Regions from separate parts of the Homo sapiens genome. Here region 1 is linked to region 2. A link is an interaction called in ENCODE POLR2A ChIA-PET data of the cell type or tissue named here. Cell type or tissue: PC-9. All regions are shown on one strand.

The links. Peaks named below come from ENCODE experiments on the same cell type or tissue, not always from the same donor. Only the 100,000 strongest peaks of a DNase experiment are listed, where the experiment ranks them.
Region 1: POLR2A ChIA-PET joins it to region 2 with 5 read pairs; 2 of 35 experiments call an interaction of 5 or more read pairs at or near these places.

What each region holds. Positions count from the first base shown.
Region 1 is chr2:214,319,755-214,322,254 of GRCh38, reverse strand. All of the region lies in intron 15 of SPAG16 (sperm associated antigen 16), which reads right to left. Among named protein-coding and RNA genes, the nearest start is that of VWC2L, 90 kb to the left of the region's middle. In PC-9, no CTCF peak of the experiment used is centred here; no DNase peak of the experiment used is centred here.
Region 2 is chr2:214,377,540-214,380,039 of GRCh38, reverse strand. All of the region lies in intron 15 of SPAG16 (sperm associated antigen 16), which reads right to left. Among named protein-coding and RNA genes, the nearest start is that of VWC2L, 32 kb to the left of the region's middle. In PC-9, no CTCF peak of the experiment used is centred here; a DNase peak (open chromatin) is centred at 1,089.

The sequences.
Region 1 (2,500 bases), 58 kb after region 2:
TAGGGAGGAAATGTTGGTATATTTGAGTGTCTTGAAAAATGTCCTTGGTGATTCTAACTTGCAGCCAGGGGTGAGGTGAGATTCAATGGAAGAGGGGGATCTAAAACAAACAATTTTAAGTCAGTGTGCTAACAGCATGGATAGAAATATGTCCAAGACAGAGAAACATGTGGAGGAAAATCCACAAAATTATCTCTTTTCATACAACTATGTTTTCATTTGTTTCAGAAATGCAGGTGTAACTTTTGAAACTTAAAAGTTATCTATTAATAAGGAAGACTAAAACAATAATGTATGTACAAAGTATTGTAGAAGCACAAAACAAAGCAGCTAATTCAGATTGGGGGTATAGCAGGCTTTCTCAACAAAACACAGGTTTAACCTTAAGGACAAGTGGAGTTATTTGGGCAATATACCTATTAATGACTTTGAAACTGTTTTGAATTTTCTTATCAATATTTTATTATTTACAAAATACAGAGTTCATTTACAGTGTTTATTTGATTTCAATAATATACCAGTCTAATAAGCACAAATTATAGTCTAGTAAACAAAGGAAATTATGTCCCAGACTTATTGGAATCTAAACTAGTATTTCTGTACACTAAAATAAAAATCTCGGGTCTAAAATAATTAAATGTTACAATTCAAGAAATTCCCTTTTGACTATATAGTAACTTTAAGTAAATTAGAACAATTTGGGGAATAGAGCAATTGTGGCCTAGTAAATAGGGCAGAACCAGAGCCACTGCCTTCAACTGTGTAGGTTGAACGCACACTTTGTGTTCCTGGGCAGAACTGTGCTTACCACAGTGATTTGTAAACCTGAATATTAACATCAGCAAAGAATGTTTGCTTTGCCTTCTATGCAAATGCCTACTAATATCTTCAGTGGCCAAAATAGTTAAATATCCAATCATCATTTATTCTCATCTATTCATGTCTATTCATGAATTTTGCAAATTCCTTGTTCTCTTTGGCTATATGAAGATATTTTTCCTTCTTTTGTCATTGCTTTATTAAACTCTATATGTGAAATTATTTTAATCATACTCTTGTCAAACAAACCTATTTAAGACTAAGGTGTTCCAATTATTCTTTCTCTGATAGCCATTATCTTATTCTTCTCTTTTTTCCTGGGAAGAAAAAGGGAGCATAAAATAGACCAAGTACAGCTTACTGTAGTACTTTCACTGTACTGTATGCCAATCTGTAGGCAATATATTTATACTAATATATCAACATGTTTACGTGATTCTACAAGATCATTAATGGACTTTTTAACAAATACTTCTAACTTTGCCAACCAACATACTTTACATTTATTTTCTTCATTAATTAATTTCGTAGTGTTTACTTCACAATACTTATTTCACAATGTTTATTGAGCAACTGCTAAGTACAAGTGATATGGTTAGGCTTTGCCTCCCCACCCAAATCTCATCTTGAATTGTCATCCACATAATCTTCATGTGTCAAGGGAGAGACCAGGTGGAGGTAATTGAATCATGGGTGCAGTTTCCCCCATGCTGTTCTCCTGATAATGAGTGAGTTCTCAAGAGATCTGATGGTTTTATAAGGCGCCCTGCCCCCTTTGCACAGCCCTTCTCCTTCCTACTGCACTGTGAAGAAGGTGTCTTGCTTCCCCTTCACCTTCTGCCATGATTGTAAGTAAGTTTCCTGAGGCCTTCCCAGCCATGCTGAACTGAGAGTCAATTAAACCTCTTTTGTAAATTACAGTCTTGTGCAGTTCTTTATAGCAGTATGAAAATGGACTAATACAACCAGGATATATGCTTGGGGCTTACAAGAATATGGTTCATACAGGAGGAATGTAGACAAACAGGCAATTAAATAGTATGGTACATGCTATGTGAAGAAAGGCTAGAGTATCATGGGAGCAAGGGAGGCCCTTACCCCATATGTAGGAGTACAAGAAGTTCTGGAAGGAAGTAACTGAGCTAAAAGCTTAAAAAGAGCAGGACTGTGCCACATAAAGGTAAAAGTGGAGTAAACATTTCCAGGCAAAGGTGGCTACCTATAACTAAGGACCCAAAGAAAACAGCATGGCATTGAGAAATCAGAAGAGTCACTGTGGCTAGATAGAAGAATTTAGGGTTAGCGATAAGGTGAAGTAGCAAGAGATGAAGCTGGACTGTTTGGTAGGGGCTAGAACACAGAGGAGTCTAGAAAATAAGTATAAGCTTACTGAAATTGACAGAACGATTTCACCTGAGCTTGTATCCTGTGTGTAATTTTGTCGCACTAGAGATGGTGCTAGAGTAACATTTTAAGATGTGAGGCAGTAGAGAAATGCTCTATGCTATAGATGAAGGCAGCTATTTGAAAAGCATATCCTGAAAAATGCTTGACAAAATTAGTTTTCATTGTTAATTTACCACTGCAGTATCACAGTATCAGAGACATATTGACAGCAACTAAATGACAAATCAAGCTCCTATTTCTTCAATAATATTAATGAGCATATATTGTGTTCCAG
Region 2 (2,500 bases):
GAACTAAGAATGCAGTGTGTATACAATGCAGTGTGCCCTCATGAACCTTAGAGCCTTGCTTATTTATGTCCATTAAGTCTGGAGCTGTTTCCTGGAGACCAGTGCTATCCTGAGCTATATACACGAGTTGGGGTGATTTGTGTGTTGTTTCTCAAAGGATTCCCAGAAACAGAAAGATAATGAAGAGGAAGAATTCTCTTTGGTGTTTGTTAGTCCTCTGCAAGTGCTTAGGGCCATGGTTAGTATGCCCACCTGGCAAGCCAAATTACCCTAATCAATTCTGATGATCAATGTGACTGTGCTTAGATTTCCCTTACAATTAAAGGAAAGAACAGGCCTAAGGAGATCATTAAGCAACTTGATCTACTCTTGCTTTCTTCTGGAACTAGTCTAGAGGGATCTTTCCTCACCTCTATCTCTAATTTACATAAATTTGGAGAATGTCCGATGTCTTCAGACTTCTTAGCCTCCCTGTAGGACATGAGGACCAGTTCTGGAATAAGCCTTAAGTCACATGGAGAGTATTAGAAGGAGACATTTCTTGTAGATCAACTTTATACATATATCCAACTCTTGGAGTGACTCCAAGGAATACAAAAGGAAGAGCATGGGCTTGGGAATCATATTTCCCTAAGGCTAATAACAGCTCTGACATTATAGGCTTTGCAGCTTAGTTCCTTAGTTCTCAAATTTCCTCTTCTGTAATATTAGAGAAAATAATTCATTGGAAGTTGGAGATTAAATGAAATAATTTCCCATCTGTCTCTTTTTCTTCCTGTTACTTTGACTACAGAGTTGGTTGGGTAGGAAATTCCTCTGAACTGTCATGTTGGATATTTATAAAACATATTAAGAAGCAAATTTCAATCACAGAAGAATGCAGTAAAGTATATGTAGAAATGTATGAAGAGTTAGCAGTTTTCAAAGGAAACCCATCATTTTAGGGATAATTCACAAGAGGCTATCTGATGTCAATCTACTCCAGAGTTCAGTGACCTGCAGCAGGTAAGCCAGACGGTGGTATGATGAGCCAAGGTGCTGGGCACGTTGCCATTCCCCAGGTGGAAGAAAGTCCAGTCTAACTGCCAGTCTAAGCCTGGCAGAACGAGTCATGAGGTTTTACTAACTGCTGCTGCTCCTTCCATTATACAACTGTCCTTATAGAGCAAGGGGAAACATTGCCAAGTAAAAGCTGGAACTTGTTTCCTAGGTCTGTGACTGAGGGCACAGTGTCCCTGCAATTTGTTTAACCACTTTTATTTATCCCTTCACATTCTTGGCACAGGATTCTGTGACATTCTTTGTGGTGCATGGCAAATATTCTGTCTGGCATATACCCCCTCTCTCCTTTTCCTAATAGGACCCTGATTTTGTTCAGGCATGGGCCCTGTGACAGGTAGCCCTTAGGGGGAGCTCCAGGGATGGGTCCTGATTAGTGCAAGTCTATCAAGGTAGATAATTATGAGAAGGTGGGCTCTTTCCTGATAAAAGTGAACAAGGACAAATTTAACTCCAATTGCTACTGGCAGCCTTCCCAAACTTATAAGGGAACCAGTTTCAGGATAACATCAGTGAAACAGAAATACAGGGCAGAGATAGAGACAGAAATTAAGTGGCATCACTGATGATATCATTGAGCCAATGGAGCAACTCATTCTGCCCCATGTTAGACATCCTAATATCTAAGCCAATGCATCTTCTTGCTATCCTATTATTTAAACCAGTTTGAGTTTCCTGCCATTTGAAGCCCCAAATTATCTCCAACGATTTGCCTGATATATTAGTTTCCAATTGCTGCTGTCACACATTGCTACAAATTCAGTAGCTTAAAAGACACAAATTTATTATCCTACAGTTCTGGAGATGTCTAAAGTGTATCAGTAGGGCTGTGTTCCATCTGGAAGTTTTAGAGAAGAATCCCTTTCTGTGCTTTTTCCAGCTCCTACAGGCAGCCTGCATTCCTTGGTTTACGGCCCTGTGTCACTCCTACCCCTGCTTCTGTCACCACATCTCCTTTCTCGGCTCTGATACTGTTGCCTCCCTCTTTCCAGGACATTTGTGATCATATTGGACCAACCTGGATAATCCACAGTAATCTTTCAAGAGTTATAATTTAATCCATCTGCAAACATCCCTCTCACCAGATAAAGTAACATATTCTCAAATTCTGGGGATTAAGATAGGGATATGTTTGAGGGGCCATTATTGTGCTTGCCACACCTGCTTAACATAGCTGTATGGCTACGTTCCTAAGAGAGATCTTTGTGGTCTGCTACCAATAAGCACTGCTAATATCAAGTATGGTTGACCCTTCAATACTCAGGGGTTAGGGGTGCTGACCCCATACAGTTGAAAATTCCACACTTAACTTTTGACTACCCCAGAACTTAACTACTAATAGCCTACTGTTGGTTGGAAGCGTTACCAATAACGTAAACAGTCGATTAGCACATATTTTGTATGTTATATGTCCTAAATACTGTAGTTGTACCATAAGCTA